Regions from separate parts of the Homo sapiens genome. Here region 2 is linked to region 1. Evidence: read pairs that join two places in POLR2A ChIA-PET (ENCODE). Cell type or tissue: GM12878. All regions are shown on one strand. Each heading gives the region's core, and the rest is flanking DNA. Links, peaks and the distances in the headings are about the cores only.

Region 1 (11,642 bases), core at 4,129-6,628:
TTTTAAAATGAAAACACAAAAGGAGCAGCAGCATGTCAAGGAGAATAAGCCCCACAACTCCGTAAAGCTTCCTTCAGCTGAAGAAACTTGTGGCAATGCCTTCCAATCATCCATGCATTACACAGGCATATTCTTAAAGGTAGAGCCACCTGTGACTAGTTCTCCTATAAGGCCCATCATAGGCTTAGGACAAAGAGAGCGAGGAAGGTCACAAAGCCATATCACATGCAGTGGTATCCAACCCACTGATACCAAGGTGCCCAAACTATATCTTAATTGGCTTTCAGCTAGTATCTTGGTATTTGACCCTCCATGGAAATGATGCCCATTCACTAAGTTCCCTACCTTGGAAATAATCATCTCAAAAATCAGGCATAAGGCTTACATGATTATTCAAAATAGATACTTAAAATTAAATAAAAAACATGAAAAGCCCAGTGAGCCTTCATTAGTCAGAGCATGCAATCATCTGCCACCTTCAAATCCTGTTGATATAACTATGTCCAATTAAACAAAAAACAACATCCAAAGGTTCTGTCACATCAGTGTGGATGGGTCCCTCTAATTGTGACTATTCCTTTCCAAAAAATATTTGTCAGCCACTTCTGAAATCCAGATATTCTGCACCACAGCAAGTGGTCTTACTATTCAAAGTGTGACAGAATCATGAAAAGCCCTAACCAGGAATTAACGTTTTCCCGGGGCAGTGTGAGTGCAAGCTTCATTTTCTGAGAGCCAACCAAACAACTAAGTGTATCCAGCAACCTTGTGGGAGGGTCGCTCTTTTGGTACAAGTCTATCAAGGATGAAATTGATGGGGGTTCTCAATGGCCAGTCATGAGTGTCCACCCCAGCCCTGCCCTTGGCCTCAGCTGGAGGCTTGAGAAATTCAGGCAAAGAGAGACACATGTGGCCTGCTCAGGAGAAATAGGAACAAAAGGGACTTGCATAGCCCTGATGCCAAAAGATGACCCAATCCACTTCTTTTGGCCAAGTAGAAGCAAGAAGTAGAGATAAAAGTTCCTCCTTTTTTTAAACAATGAACAGAGGGAGGCTTACCTGTCCCAAGCTCCTTCAGCCTTCTGAGAAAGGTCATTTATCTTTTGCTCAATGAGATGGTCTATAACATGCCCCATGGCGCATTGCACATTTAAGCAGAATATTTCTAAGCTCTGAAACTTGCACAAGATGCGTTTTTCAGTGGCACTATTTGTGAGGACCAGAAGTGCCCTGGCGGGACTTCAAGCCCCCTTAGGTTACCAAATTTTAAGCAAACAAAACTGTGTTGCTGCAGGGACTGTGGTGGGGCCTGCACACTCAGAAAAGATGGCCAAGAGCAGCCTGGGAGAATTGTCTTGAAACAATACTATCTTTCTTCTGCGTCTTTAACTGCTCAAGAAGAGTATGCATATTAAATAGCAGGAAAAAGTTGCCCAATTGAGGCAAAAATTCCTTTCCCAACAGCGCTCCCTCAAGAAGGAATTTCACATTGTGCCCAACTCCAAGTGGGCATTGATGTCACTTGAGATTGCCATAGCAGATATTCGGGTCTTTTCTCAGCCATTTCTCAGATAATTCTGCTTAATGAAATCTTTCTTCCCTTGCCTCCATTTACATTTGCCTACTATAAGCCTGGCTTTGTCTAGACACCAAGGGTCCAAAGGCCAGTTAGACTCTGCCTGACCCATCTGGAACTTAGTTTAAACATTCTAATCCACTGCAAAGGTGTCTTCTTGTTTTGCAGTATGGAGGCCAGTCACAATGCCTATGTACTGAGCACACTGGAGACAATGAATATTTGTTCCCTAGCAATCAAAGTTCTGTAGAGCAATTTGGGCCAGAAAGCCCTGCTGCATTCATTTTATTTATTTATTTATTTTTTGAGATGGAGTCTCATTCTTGTCACCCAGGCTGGAGAGCAATGGTGCAATCCCAGCTCACTGCAACCTCCATCTCCTGGGTTCAAGCAATTCTCCTGCCTCAGCCTCCTGAGTAGCTGGGACTACAGGCATGCGCCACCACACCTGTCTAATTTTTGTATTTTTTAGTAAAGACCGGGTTTCACTGTGTTGGCGAGGCTGGTCGTGAACTCCTGACCTCAGGTGATCTGCCCGCCTTGGCCTCCCACAGTGCTGAGATTACAGGTTTGAGCCACTGCGCCTGGCCTACATTCATTTTAAACAAGAGAAAACCACCAACGCCCACCATCTGTTTTGGACCTTCACTCCTCCTCCCTCACCTGAATTGTAATTTTGACTGTTTTTTTTGTTTGTTTGTTTGTTTCTTTGCTTGTTTTTAAAGAAACTTTGAAACTTTGCAGCCAGGAGCGGTGGCTTATGCCTGTAATCCCACCACTTTGGGAAGTCCAGGCGGGCAGATCACCTGAGGTCGGGAGTTCGAGACTAGCCTGACCTACATGGAGAAACTCCGTCTCTACTAAAAATACAAAATTAACCGGGCATGGTGGAACATGCCTGTAATCTCAGCTACTCTCGGGAGGCTGAGGCAGGAGAATTGCTTGAACCCAGGAGGTGGAGGTTGCGGTGAGCCAAGATCATGCCATCGCACTCCAGCCTGGGCAACAAGAGCAAAACTCCGTCTCAAAAACAAAGAAGAGAAACCTTGCTAATTTAAGGACTGGTAAAGTGGGGCAAACTACATTCATCAGTTGGCATGTTGGCCCTGTCTCCTTTCCCCTCAGTTTTAAAATACGTTTGCTTAAAAGAGGCTTGGTTTCAAGCCATATCCAGGCCATTTCTCTATTTATTTTATTTTTTTGGAGACACTGTGTAACCCAGGCTGAAGTGCAGTAGTGCAATCTCAGCTCACCTCAACCTCTGCCTCCTGGGCTCTAGCGATCCTCCCACCTCAGTCTCCCGAGTAGCTGGGACTACAGGTGAGCACCACCACGCCTGGCTAATTTTCGTATTTTTTGGTAGACACGGGGTTTTGCCATGTTGCCCAGGCTGATCTTGGACTCCTGAGCTCAAGTGATGTTCCCACCTCAGCCTCCCAAAGTGCTGGGATTATAGGCGTGAGCCCCTCTAGTCAATGTTTTGTAATAAATAAAAATAATGTCCCAGGTAGCAGAAAGAACAGATTGAAAATATAAACATGGCCTAGAAAAAAAAAATTCTGTCATCAAGTTTACTCCTAGAGACTTCCATAAAGTCCACACAGTAAGTCTTTGATTCTGTCATTAAGAAGTACAGTGGCAAAGACCATATCTTCTTGGTCTTTCACTAGTCATTAAGTCAGCAATGACTTTAAACTCTCCACATTCCACTAACTGACCTCTACTCTGTTTAACAAGAACAATAACCCCTGTACAGCTCTCTTTAGAGTGGGTAAATTCCTTTAATAGTTTCGCCAAATTCCTTTTAATAATTTTTCATGTCATTCACAGACTCTCCTGTTCCTAAAATGTAATGAATTGGTGACTGATTAGTATTTATATATGAAAAGAACTATAAGGAAAAAAAAAACCCTCCTAAGAAGCAAATTTTGTGGGAAAGATATCCCACCAGATACTGGGGGTCAGTAGATACGTGGATGTACCTCACTTTCCTGTGACAGACACTGGGATATCATCAGACTTACGGTGACCCCAGCTCTCTAGAACACAGCCACCGATACAGAAGCATGTTATTTTAAAATATCCCTTGGCAAATGAAGAGACTGTCCAGCAGCCCCTCACTTTCTAGGAAATCCAGATACTTTTGCCTACACTCAGAACTCTGATTACTGTATATGCATAATTCCAACAAACTCCTCAGGAGGCCTTCCAGGCAGATTCCAAGTAGCCAGTAAAACAACAACAGGCAAGTCAACCCTTGGGGAACTGACCAGTGACTACTCAAGGATCGAATACTAAAACTATACAAATGTTTAGGGTCAGCCTTGGCAGGATCTAACCATTCAGAATCATGAAGAGATACTTAGCAAATTCAGGTTAAGTAAGAAGAACCAGGTTATTTACTTCAGAATTTAAAAATCTAATTCTTATTTATATTTTTAACAGGTATAAAATTCCAGACTTTTTTTTCTTTTTTTTTTTTTTTTTTTTTGAGGCAGGGTCTCACGCTGTCACCCAGGCTGGAGTGCAGTGGCATGATCACGGCTAATTTTTGTACTTTTCGTACCAAAAGTTTCAACATGTTACCCAGGCTGCTCTCGAACTCCTGAGCTCAAGCGATCTGCCCACCCTGGCCTCCCAAAGTGCTGAGATTACAGGTGTGAGCCACCACACCTGGCCAAATTCCATACTTTAAATTTCTCAAGACAGGAAGCATGGGCCTTTCCTTGGCTTTAAAACAGCAAACCAAAAACTGTCCACGCTTGGTCAGCAGCACGGGGAAGCCAGAATGCTATATAACATAAAAGCAGCCAAAACCCCACCATGGAAAAAAGGAACCAGACAAGCACTGGAAATCATTCTTCTTAAAAAAATTTAGAGCTATAAATGTATCTTCTCAAATATGAATTGCTTAAAGTTCTACTAAAACCAAATGTAGAATCTCTCAGCATAAAACCATCCTCAGGGAGAAAAAATCATATTGCAACTAGGCCTTTGCTATCACTGAGCCATTTGTGGCTAACTCACTGCTGGGTGGCCACAACTTTAGGAAAGAGCCCTGAGAAACGATTTTCAGAATTACCAACAAAAATGCCTGCTGGATTAGGAAATAGGATTCTTCCCACACAGAGGAAGCAGGCATCCTGCAGCCATTGGAGGGCAAGGAGCAACTGCTGGAGTTCCAGAAGGAGCAGAGGAAAGTACCACTGGGGAAACAAATCACCCAGAGAGGATCTAACTAAGGGTCCATCCACTTAGCCTAACCGCATTTCACCTTCATAGATTTAAACTTCTGGATTCAAGTACTCCAATTTCCAATAGAAAATGAAGAGACTCTCACATGCTGCCCCAGATATTTTGGGGAGGAAGGAATGGAGAAAACACAAGTCCATATGTAGGATATACTGGGAGTTCTCAATCATCAGCCCCACTCATTCATCCACTCCCTCAGCGAACATTTATTGAATCTCTGCTATGTATTAAGTATGCCCTCTTAGACACAGGGGATGCAGCTATGAATAAAAAGGGCCTCATTCCCACGGGTGTCAGAAATGTCAACAAAAAATTCCAACACACAGGGCAAGTGCAATCACAGTCACACATGTAAGGGACAGGTATAATCCAGAGGAGGAAGAAATTACCTCCATCTGAGGGGAGGGAGGCACGACTGGAGACTACTTACCATCACCAGGAGCAGAGGCCTGTGCTCTGCCTGTGTACATGCAATAAAGGCAGAACACAAATACTCCTATCTGCCTACAGAACACAGCTCATTTTACAAATTAAGTATATTTAAATGAATGCCATTGATGTGTGTATAATGGACAATAGAAGGCAAAGCAACTTAGAAGTTGGTCGCGATCCATAACAGAGACGATTCACATTATAATTTTTAAAAATTGGATCTATGCAGATGTTGGCCCAGTTCTTAGGAGCATAGGTATTGGTAAACCACAGCCATCAATGCATAAGGTCAATGTTCCATTTCCGGGAACAATCAGGCACTGATCATACCACATGCCATATTGGAGCAGGGCTTCTCCATCCTTTAAACAGTGGGTTCTGATGCAAGAAGCCTGGTAGAATCTGGGCATCTGCATTCCTGATAAGCTCCAAGACGGGAAGCTGCTGGGCCACAGCCCACTCTCTGCAAAGTGTGGGTGAGGAAGGTAGACAGTCTTGAGTCCTGACACCCATCCTAGTCACGGGTGGAGCTCTTTTACAATACACATTCCAATCCTTATCTGAAAGGGAAACTCTAGGAGATGTGGTTCCGTGTAATTTCTTTTTAAGCTGTACGGGTGATGCTGAGGCACAGCCAGGCTTGTGAACTACATTCAAGTAGGCCTTTTGAGAAGTAAATCTTCTCTGGGCATGCCTCACCCCAGGAAATAAGCTGCTTCTCTTCGTAGACACGTAAGAACCAGCAGCTTCCAGAGATCCATGGGAACAGTGAGTCAGAAAGAGGAGGCCTAGCAAAGCTGGCCAGACTGGTCACTTCAACCAAGTGAAGCCTGGAATCACAGCCTCTGCAGGCTGACATCTGGCGTAGAATCCACCCTGACCCTTTCCATCCACTACAATTGCCTTCCAAAGCTAGTGCTTAGATCATGATCATCATCTGTTTAGCTTCATAAAAAGCACACAAAGAAGATAAACAGAAGGTTTTTTTGTTTTTGGTTTTTGTTTTTTTTTTTTTGGCCTAGAACTTACAGATAAGAGGTCATCCATGATTAAAGACTGGAAAGAAGCCAAAAGGCAACATGCAATTAGCCAACCTCCCGCCTCCAGGCTCCCATCTTTAAAGAGCTCTGTGGCCACACCCCACCTTGCTGCAAAGTACAATTTCGTTAATAAAAGGGATCAAGTGGAATGTGGCCCTTTAGGGCTTTTACACACAAACTGCTTCTGGAAAAAGGAGGAGTAATATAAGTCTACCCTCTCCAGGTGGAATAATAGGTGATAGGCCTGGGCCCATCTGAAATACCAGCATTTCAAATTTTCCTACATCTACTTTCCATTTAACAAGGCACTTCAAAAAATTCTGTTCCATGTGTTCAGCCTCTTGCTCCCAATTTCTACCCCTGTCATTAAAAGTCATTCTTTCCCTTGCTTATGGCATGTCTAGCTGACAGAGGGCAGGACAACTTTTCAACAGGGAGGTCCCACTTTACCCCTAATCTTGGAAATGCCATTCCCATGAGAGGCTTTCCTAAGATTGGTTTCAGAAGTGTCACAGTTGGGGTCAACAGGCAGGGTCATGTTCTGCCCCCTCTCTAGTGGCATTCTCTCTGGGGAGAAAGATCCTAGGCTTTCTCAACCATCAGTGGATCACTCAAAACAAAAACAAAAAGAAGCAGCAACTTACAATTCCTACCACATGTATCGCGTTCATCTCTCTATTCTTAGGTCCTAGGAGGGTCATTATATAAAGAAATGAATGACTAGATAAATGACTGGAAATAATAGGATGAAAAACATCCTGTCCTCCAGGAGTTCCATTTTCTAGCCAGGAGACTGAGAAGGCATTGCACAGTGCAATTGCAAGTGCAGTGAAGGAACTCTAGGCTCAGGGGCCCAGGGTAGCACAGCTAGGAGGTGGTAAAAGCTGCCTTTGGGCCTGGGTCTTCCAGCTCCACATCGTGCATCATTCTCCTTTACCCAGTATTGCCTTCTCAGTAACAGAAGCAAACAGTGTTCCGGGAACAGAGAAAAAGGAGGGCTGTGTGGGGAGCGGGCAGCATCTGCATCAGGTCTGGAGGAGCCAAGCAGACTGACAGTAAGGGACAGCGTCACAGTCCAGCTATAGCAAGGGGGCTGCTTAGAATCCCCTAACCACTTTCCAGCACCGAATGAATGCATGGTGGGAGCAGGGCACACACAAAAATGTCTTCTCAAATAAATGTCTTTTTTTTCCTCTTTCTTAAAAAAAAAATCTTTAGCCTTGACTTATAGAGCTGGAAAGAGACATAAGCCTATGATATGCAAGAAATATGAACAGAGATTTTATTTTTCAACTAAAGCACGGGGGAGGGAAGAGTTAAAAGTTACGGACAATTTAATCACATCTGGGGAAACATGACTCTTGAAACAAAGAATCACCCAGAAAATCCCCTCTGGGGCCTGAACTTCTGCCATTAATGATTTTTCCTTCTTAAGGGAAAAAAGGTTAACAAAGTGTAGCCATTTTTCTAAATAGGGTCACACAGCCCTTTCCCAAGCAGATATCTGCCTGGAGGAGAATTAACACCATGTACAAATCCCTGGCCTGAATGCAAATCTCCCTAATCTACTTCTGGAGAGGCTCCTGCTTTTGTTTAAAGCCCCCGAGACCCTGCCAGCTGAGGTCCAGCCATAAGCAGAGACGGTAATTAAATTTTGTCAAGGGTCCACTGCCCTCAGCCTAGGGAAAGTCATCCTTGAGTGAAGGCTGGACGGCCCTGGAACCCCCTTGGCTATGCCCACCCAAACTGAGGCAAACCACAGGCTTGGGGTACTTGGATAATTGAAGACATGAAAAGCACTGAAGATAAAAATTCACATGAAAACTACCACAGCCAGTCTCCTGCATGGCTTCCTCCCAGTTGTCTTCTTGAAAATAAAAGAATCCTAGGATCACCCAGACAAAGGGGGGTGGTATCCATAATTTTGACAGATCTAAAAAAAACTCTTCATCAGCAGTGTCCTCCCCTGAGACAAGGAGATTGTTATTTACTTACCTAAGAGGCAACCTCGGCCAGGCATGGTGGCTCACACCTATAATCCCAGCACTTTGGGAGGCCGAGGTGGGTGGATCACCTGAGGTCAGGAGATCGAGACCAGCCTGGCAAACATGGTGAAACCGTGTCTCTACCAAAAATACAAAAACTAGCCAGGCATGGTGGTGTGTGCCTGTGGTCCCAGCTACTCGGGAGGCTAAGGCAGGAGAATCGCTTGAACCCGGGAGGCGGAAGCTACAGTGAGCCAAGATTGTGCCCCTGCACTCCAGCCTGGTCAACAGAGTGAGACTCCATCTCAAAAAAAAAAGCGGCGGGGGGGAACCTCCATGGTGTTGGGCCAGCTTCCTACGTGGGAGAGCGTGAAAGCTGAGTGGATTTGGGGGACCTTTTGTAACGAAAGCTTAGAATAGACACTCCTGACAATAACCTGCTCAAACCCATCCTATACTCAATTGTAATGATACAACAGCAAGGGGAGGACAGGGCCTTATGAGTGATTATGAGCCAGGCATGTATGTTGTTAACACCCACCGCACAACAAACCTACAGGGGTGGGTATGTCACCAGTGTTTGACACGTGAGGAAACTGAGGCCCAGAAGCTTCAACATAGCTGGCCTGTAGTCAGTGCCATTAGGTGGGAGAGGCAAGATTTGAACTCAGTTCCCGCAACAAGCACCTGGAGCATGGCTCTGCTGTTTCTGGCAATTTCAGACCATCAGAGGAAAGCTCACTCGTACTTGCCCAGTTTCCAGTGAAGCAGCTGGCAGACAGCTGTTCAGGGACCAGACTTCCCAGATCATGATTTACGCCCTTCATCTGTCCCTCCCTGAACCATGAACATCCGACCAAGCACCCCCAAAGAAGGCCAGAGGGAACACAAATGCAATTAGTGAGTTCCAGATTTTCAATCCCTCCAATATTTCCACCCCTAACAGGAAGGCCACAACAACTCTCCGAGTCCTCAAATGTCAGTGACAGCAGGAAGAGTAGCCAGAACGTCCTGGGCTACCCCACTTTTCCAAAGCAGCATTGAAAATCCTCTTTCAAGGACTATTAGAGACACAAGGATTTACCAAGATTTTTCTGCTATGGAATTCTGTGGAATCTGTTATGGTAGAATTCTTTGATTACTCAAATTCTACCATAACAAAAGGCAATTATTTGGAATAAATGAATGGGAAATAAAAACTTACTTATACATTTTAATTTATAAATTTCACAGTTTGGGACATTCTGAATCTATGGGGGGAAATGCGTTGAAAAAAAATCACAAAAGGAAACTGACATAGGGCAAAATTCATTATTTTAAAAACAGACTATCTCTAGACATTGGGATTATTGGAATAGTTTTTTTTCTTTTTTTCTTTTTTTTTTTTTTTTTGAGACAGAGTCTCGCTCTGTCGCCCAGGGGCGCCATCTCGGCTCACTGCAACTTCTGCCTCCCGGATTCAGGCAATTCTCACCTCAGCCTTGGAGTAGCTGAGATTACAGGCACTCCCAACCACGCCCAGCTAATTTTTTTGTATTTTTATTAGAGACGGGGTTTCACCGTGTTAGCCAGGATGGTCTCGATCTCCTGACCTCGTGATCCACCCGCCTTGGCGTCCCAAAGTGCTGGGATTATAGGCATCAGCCACCGCACCCGGCTAGTATCACCATATTAGCCAGGATGGTCTTGATCTCCTGACCTCATGATCCACCCGCCTCAGCCTCCCAAAGTGCTGGGATTACAGGCGTGAGCCACCGCGTCCGGCCAGTTTTTATTTTCTTTTACTGGACTAAATCTTCTAATTTATCTATAATAGCATATATTATTTATATAATAAATAAGTTATCAAAATACATCTGAATAACTTAGCTTACTCATAAATTTATTCTGTTAGACATTTAGTAATTATTAAAATACATATGTATATACCAGAAATTGAGAGAAAAAGACGCCCCCACTAATACTCCCTGCTCCCTGCCGCAATTCTCAGAGGCCAATTATTTGTCTTTTTTTCCCTTGGTGAGATAAGGCTTCCTCTAGTTTGTAAATTCCTGAACAAGACCACAGAAAACATCATCCACTGAAGGACAGAGATTCCTCTCTCCAGCAGGAAGCAAGCAGTGAGATTCTGCTCTGACTGTTATGAAACTTCAAGCACTACCACACTGTAAGAGTTGTGAAAGGAAAATGAATTTTGGAACCCCCCAATCACTAAGTCAAAGGGAAAAGTCAAGCTGGGAGCTGCTTAGGGCAAAACTGCCTCCCATTCTATTCCTAAAAAAAGATAGCTACTAAGAAAAAAAAGCTATCTACTTACCTCCCTCACAAGGAGTTTCCTTGTGGACAAAGGACAAACAACTCAAACTCATCCCTGTGCTCACTGAGATAAGAGCATATCTGATTGCCCACTTTGGAAGGGCTAATAAGAAATGCAAAATAATGCAACCATTTGTCTCTTATCTACCTCTGACCTGGAAGCCCCCACCCACTTCCAGTTGTCCCACCTTTCCAGAAGGTACCAATGTACATCTTATATAAATGTGTGTGTGTGTGTGTGTGTGTGTGTGTGTGTGTGTGTGTGTGTATATATATATATATTTTTTTTTTTTGAGACAGAGTCTTGCTCTGTCACTCAGACTGGAGTGCAGTGGCACAATTTCGGCTCATCACAAACTCCACCTCCCAGGTTCAAGCAACATGATTCTCCTGCCTCAGCCTCCCAAGTAGCTGGGATTATAGGCATGTGCCACCATGCCCAGCTAATTTTTGTATTTTTAGTAGAGACAGGGTTTCGCCATGTTGGCCAGGCTGGTCTCAAACTCCTGACCTCAGGTGATCTGCCTGCCTCGGCCTCCCACAGTGCTGGGATTACAGGCGTGAGCCACCACGCCTGACCATCTTACATATTTTGAAGTCTTATGTTTCTGTAAAATGTATAAAACCAAGCTGTGCTCCAACCACCCAGGGCCCATGTCATCAGGATCTCCTAAGGCTATGTCAACGGTGTGTACCCTTAACTTTGGCAAAATAAACTTCCTAAATTGACTGAGACCTATCTCAGATTTGGGGGGTTCAGTGTTAAAGGTGGGAATGACCCCAAAGCAATCTTGCTGGAACCTGGAAATTATTTCTGGCATTTCTAGCACTAGCACATTTACCTAGCATTTCTGTATCAAACACAGAGGACTTGTGTAGAAAAAGTGATGTATACCTGGCCAAAGCAGCTTCCTCATGCAAAAAAATTCCACAGGTAGAACAGCAAGTGACATATAGCTGTGTCTTTAAAAAGTAAGAACACACACAACACCGAGAAGCTCCTGCTAATACCAAGGTGTAAGATAAGGAGTTATTAAATAA
Region 2 (6,277 bases), core at 486-2,985, 1.0 Mb before region 1:
GCCGGCCCGTGGCCGCACTCACCGCTGCAGCACCAGGACGACGGGGAGCCGTTGGGGAACTTGGCTGAGTCCGGAGCAATGCAGACGCTGGAGCTCAGGTGTGGACACTCCATGGCCACGAGGAGGGCAGCTGGGAGGACTGCGGCTCCAGGACCCGGCGAGGTGGGGGCGGAGGAACTCCGGAGGCTCCGTCTGGTGTCGCTTCTAGCCGGGCGCTCGGCCGACGGCGGCTGCGTCTCGAGCCCTTGCGTCAAAGAAAGCACGGGCTTCCGGACGCCGGGTTTTCTCGCCCGCCGTCTCCCGGCGCCCCGCTCCGTAGAACGTGTAACTCCGAGATCCGGGTTCTGCAGCCACCCCTAGACTGGAGGCTTCCGCCTTTCCAGGCCGGCCCCTCCCCGCCCCGCCCCCGGGTCCGCCCCCGCCCAGCCCGCGGGGTGGGGTCCCGGCGAGCTCCAGCTGGTGGCGCAGAGTCCGGCTGTGTTCCGAAGTGACTTTCCTAGTCACGCCGCTTCCCCGGCCCCGGGAAGGGTGGGGCGCCGAGCAGGGCACCCCGGGCCGTCCGCGGCGTTTCCTGCGGTGGGCGGAGGATACTGAACCTATGTGGTGCGGACTACTCGGTGGCTTCGTGGTAAAAATCCGGCCGCTCCGCAAAGTGTAAAGAAGAACTTTAAAACCTCTCGGGCAGACAGGCACCGTGGCCCTCATTTTATACACGAAGAAACAAGCTGGGGAGGCCAAGGGCCTGGCCCCGGGGGAGGCGGGCAGCGGGTTTCATGGGTGCCAGGGCAGTCCCGCCCGACTTAGCGTTAGGCTCCTTGCGGCAGGTGCGATCCGTAGCCCTTTCTAGGTTCTGAACACGTGGCGTTAGCCAGCCACCTAGATGCTGCGTGGGTGGGCCCGCAGGGGCGCCCATGAACCCACGTTCAAATCCTGTCACTGTGACTCACCATCTGCGTTACCTCCAGCACATCGTAGGACTTTCAAGCCAGGAAGTTCAAGTGAGATAAACGTAGCCTGGGATTGCTGGGCAAGCTAAACTCCCCATTACCAGGCGATAAGAAGGGAAGGGATCTAGCATTTGTTAGATACCTAAGGTCTCCCAGCCAGGCACTTCCCATACCGCATTTAAGCCTCGCAACACCCTACCAGCTGTTACCATCCCCTTTTTACCGCAGGGGGAAACCGAGTCTGTAACTTGTTGATCTGTATGGAGATTGGATCCCTGACCCTCTGACCTCTTTTTAGTGAGGGATTAGAGAAGAGGGCAAGCCTCAAGGGGCCGCTTGGGCCGGCATACCCTGGATCGAGCCTGCGATCTCACTGGGGCACTTGAGGACGTCCGGGGCTATTACAAATATTGCTTCCAAGTTGGGGCTCCTTGTAAAACCCGGCGAAGGAGCCTCGGGGCCAGAAGGCGAGCAGGAGGAGGGGGAAGACTGATGTGGCAATCCTGCGGCCAGAGCGAGAGGAGGAAGGAAGGTCAGGAAATGATTAACCGGGCCGGGCAGTGGTTAGAGCCGGGCACCTCCCCGCAATGCAGTCCTAGAGCAGCCAGGGACGCCCCGTCAATCACTTCTTACTCCTCCCTACCTCCCACGCCACAAGTCGGCCTCTTCCGCATAGACCTCTGCCTAATGGTATCCACCCACCGGGGGCACCTCTGCTCATCCTTTCCCCAGAAGTATTTCTGGGTCCTCAAAGATCTGTCCTTTTCCAAGTGGTATTTGCTGTTAGAGCAAGCCTCGGCCTGGGATTTTTATGGCAGTGATGCGTTGTGGAAAGTGCGTCTGCCTAGGAAGGCAGGCCGGCATGCTTTCAAATCTTAGCTCTGCTGCCTACTTGACGGCCAGGCTTAGCAAGCGTCTCTAGCCGTTCCAAGCCTTTTCTAGATCTGTAAAACTGGAAGAAGAATACTTGTCTCGCAAGGAACATGTGAGAATTCATGAAAATTGCCACCACATACTAGGTGGCCAATAAATTATAACTTTGTATTTGTTTTTACTGACACTAGATGAGAGCTGCTTCCCTGGGAAGCGGGAGGAGGAGAAACAATAATATCTGCCCTTGGCTCAAGTTCTTCCACCCATCTCTCCATGTCAACCTATTTGTCTTTAAGGCCTTGCTCCACCAACCTTCTGTTTCCTCCGGACACCCACCCCCACTTAGCATCCATAACCCCTTGTTCGGCCCTGGAGCATGACCTCACTCAGGCCATGCTTCATACTGGTATGTAATATTTCTTCACCCTCTCAGAGACTCCGTTTCCTAATCCCCTAGACTTCAGTTTAAACATCACTTCCTGAGGGAGTCTTTCCCGACCCTTTCCCACCCGCAGGGTACCTCCCAGTGTGTGATGTCCTTGTCTGCCCCAACACCGGCTTTTAAAAACACTTAAAACAAAAAACAAAACAAAAAAAAAAACAGTGTCTCCTATATTGCCCAGGCTGGTCTCGAAATCCTGGGCTCAAGAGATCCTCCCGCCTAGGCCTCCCAAAGTGCTAGGATTACGGGCATGAGTCACCGCGCCCGGCCTAAAAACACTCTTCATGCGTGTAATTATTTGTTTAATGTCTCTCTTCCTCTTGTTTGTCCATAAGGTAGCAAACAAGTCTGTCTGGTTTTCTGCTTTATTTCTAACATGCAATGTAGAACATGGAGGATGTCTGATAAGTAAGTGAATACATGACATGAACGGGTGAGTGTGCGGTATGTTAGCCATGTCTACCATGGGCAAGAGCCTAGCAGGTGGCCCAATATTTGCCAATATTTGACCCCTAGAGATGATCTCTAAATTTCCTTTCAGTTCTAGCTTTATGATTTTAACGGAATCAGGAATGTGAAAGTGCTTTGTAAGGTGTAAGCTATTTTAAGGGAAAAAAAAGTTTCCATTAGTGACTTCTCTCCCCAGCTAGAATAAAAACCCTTGGGAGCAGGGGCCCTAATTTAGTCCCGATTGTGATAGTCCCCAGAGGGCAAGCTCTATCAGGCAGTCCAGAGAAGTTGGGCAAAATCAGAGAGGCCCTCCTGGGGCGTTTGCTAGATTTCCCTAAAATAGTGAACTTTCCTGTGTCTTTGAAAGTTTCCATAATAAGAAAAGAGTGGAGAAAAAGAAACCCGCAGTGAGTAAATGAGTCAAATGGGGGAAGACCATGAGGCACACTGGGAAATCTGCCTTTTCAGTCCCTCGTTTCTTCAGCTGCATTTAATACAACATTCGCGTTTTTATTCTTGGCCCGCATCCCTCTGGCACTGAGGAGCTCTGACTTACATCCCAGGGAGCCCTGATGGTGACGAGCCAGCCTCCAGCCTCCAGCTCCCGTGCTCTTGAGTGCGCTGCTCCCGGGATTCCCCACCCAGCCCTCTGGACATCCGGGGGCGGGGAGGGAGGGTGGTTTCCGCGGCAAAACCTGCCCGAAGCGGCGGGCCTGTTCTAAAAGTTTGCATTTTTCAAAGGGGAGGAATGCAAAATTGCAACCGTACTATCAAATGTTTCTCTCCTAAAGGATAATTGTGTATATACATGGAAGTGGGGTCGGTAGTGAGGGGAGGGCAAGGTCATATATTGCAGGGGAACCACTTCAGGAAAGGTCTCAAGGTTGCCGCGATTTTCCTAAAACCTTAAACTTAGGACTTTTGGCAGAATTGATGGTCCTTAACCAACAATTACAAGGCAGACCAGGCCCTGGGGAAAACTAGCTCTGACTATCCTCACCCAGGGAAGGCTCATTGGAAACACTCCGAGAGATGGCTTAATTATTAATATTTACCATAGAGATTGTTCTAGGAGCAACGCCTCCTTGGGAAACCAAAGTTATATCAAGAGGAGGCTTGGTAAGTGTTGGGGGCAGGGAATGGGCCGCTGCCGCTCAGAGACTCTTCTGTTGCCTGGTTTAATTTTCCTAGTGGCACCTATCTAATATTTCCTTGCATGTTTACTTGCTTATCTATTGTCAGTCTCCATGAGAACAAAGATCTTGCCAGTGCTGTTGGTTGCCTGATTTCCAGCCCCTGGAATACAGCCTGGTAGGTGGCAGGCCCTCAGTAACTATTTGTTGAATGACTAAATAAATGGAGAGGGGTGGGTGTGGGCTCCAACCACCCAGCTCTCACTTCCCCACTCAGGAATACTGGTGGTGTCATTCTCCCCACTACTTCCCATTTACCCCTTTCACATCATCTCCCTGCTGGAATTCTTCAGTGGTTCCCCACCTTTTGGAAAAAATCCAAAACCCACTGCTCTCACAGGTACCTGGCCCCTCCCTTTTATTATAACTTTTTTTTTTTTAACTGTTACAGAAGTATTTCAAATAGTCCCCTCATAGAAATTGTGCTTCCTCATACCTCCGTGTCCTCCCCTGTCTGGTCCCCTTCTACTTGGTCTGCTCCTACTCCTTCCCCATGAAGCACATAGCCTCTTCCGGGAAGCCCTCCGTCACTCACCCAAGCACACTTCTCACATGGTGCTGTTATTTTCTGTTCACATTTCAGTCTGTCTTGGGAATAGGTGTTTTGTTTTTTTTTTTTCATCTGAGGATTTTCAGCACCTAGTTCAGCAATAGCAGATCTTAAAAAATTTGTCCACTGAATGTTGTTGGAAGTGCTCCTTTTTAAAGTGATTACAGCAATAATTATATGATATGGTCCCCTAAGTATTCAGAGAAAGGACCTCAACTATTTGAGAACGGAAACTTACATGTTATTGGGTCCCAACTAGGTGTCTGATACTGTGGCAACTTGTTGGGACCCAATAAATACTATGGTTTTTATTTCTTCTTTAATCCTTCCCCCCTACCAATGCAAAAACAAAAAAACAAAAACAAAAACAAAACCTTGGAGGTGGATATTATCATCTCCATTTTACTGGTGAGAGAACTAAAGTTCAAAGAATGTTAAATAATTGCACAAATTTACACAATCAGTAACTGGTCTTTTATCAAAAGAGGTAAGGTTTCACCCCTCATGCACATGGTCATGTCAATGATTTTGCAGTATTACACAGGAGAAGCCAAAGTTCCGAATAATGGAGTCATTTAGTGACCACAGGACACAGACAAGCCTCTGAGTAACTGAAGAAAGATTTATGTTCGGTGCCATTGTTGTAATTACCGCATCATCAACATATTGACTTATACTGCTTTTAACGCTTTCCTCTTTATCATTGAAATCTCCTTTTATGAAGGAGATGAGGGGGTTTTCTTGTTTAAAGACCCACTTTGCAGATAAAGCACTGACAGATTAAGCAAAACAGTGTGGCTCTAGCACCAAACAACTTTTATTTATTTATTTATTTATTTATTTTGAGACACGGTCTCTTTCGTCCTGGCTGGAGCAGGATCGCAGCTCACTGCAGCCTTGAACTCCTGGGCTCAAGCTATCCTCCTGCCTCAGCCTCCCAAGAAGCTGGAACCACAGACATGTGCCACCACACCTGGCTAATTAAAAAAAAAAATTTGTAGAGAGAGGGTCTCACTATGTTGCCCAGGTCTCCAGTGGCTCCAGCCTCAGCCTCCTGAGTTGCTGGGATTACAAGCGTGAGCCACCTTGCCCGGCCCCAAACAACTCTTTGATAGTAGATAAGTCACTTCTCTCTGGGCCCCAATCTTTCTTTCCATCTGTAAAATCGGGGGTTGAACTAAATGACCATTGAGGGCCTTTCCAGAGAGAGAATCCAGCAATCCGGTGATAGTTCACAGTCATCCAGTGACACCAGCAGAGGCAACACTGCTTTGTGTGCTGTGGAAGAGACTGCTGTTTACACCAAATGTGCTTTCTTTTCCTCTTGGTTTCACAACTCGAAATTTCTCGGCTTCCCTTGTAGCTAGGTGTGGCCATTTTAGCCAACGCTGTCTGAGCAGAAATCACAAGAAAGCCTTGGCTGGGGCTGGGCGCAGTGGCTCACGCCTGTAATCTCAGCACTTTGGGAGGCCGAGACGGGCAGATCACAAAGTCAGGAGATGGAGACCATCCTGGCCAACATGGTGAAACCCCATCTCTAATAAAAATACAAAAATTAGCTGAGTGTGGTGGCGTGCGCCTGTAATCCTAGCTACTCGGGAGGCTAAGGCAGCAGAACAACATGAACCCAAGAGGTGGAGGTTGCAGTGAGCCGAGATTGCGCCACTGCACTCCAGCCTGGGTGACAGAGTGAGACTCCATCTAAAAAAAAAAAAAAAAAAAAAGGAAAGCCTTGGCTAGGGCTGTGAACAGCTGCCCATGACAAAAATACTTCAGTGTCCAGTTTTGTTTATCAATAACACATGAAGGAAATAGGAGAAAT

Evidence for each region. Peaks named below come from ENCODE experiments on the same cell type or tissue, not always from the same donor. Only the 100,000 strongest peaks of a DNase experiment are listed, where the experiment ranks them.
Region 2: POLR2A ChIA-PET joins it to region 1 with 13 read pairs; 2 of 35 experiments call an interaction of 5 or more read pairs at or near these places.

What each region holds. Positions count from the first base shown.
Region 1 is chr15:62,490,579-62,502,220 of GRCh38, reverse strand. All of the region lies in intron 1 of TLN2 (talin 2), which reads right to left. Among named protein-coding and RNA genes, the nearest start is that of TLN2, 110 kb to the right of the region's middle. In GM12878, for the core only: no CTCF peak of the experiment used is centred there; no DNase peak of the experiment used is centred there.
Region 2 is chr15:63,498,576-63,504,852 of GRCh38, reverse strand. USP3 (ubiquitin specific peptidase 3) reads right to left here and starts at 260. Exons shown (of 15, transcript NM_006537.4): 1 at 23-260. The coding sequence starts at 113. RefSeq lists a silencer at 329-668 and enhancers at 394-1,186, 1,659-1,708, 1,187-1,980. In GM12878, for the core only: no CTCF peak of the experiment used is centred there; a DNase peak (open chromatin) is centred at 1,502; H3K4me3 peaks cover 1,753 bases; H3K27ac peaks cover 2,500 bases.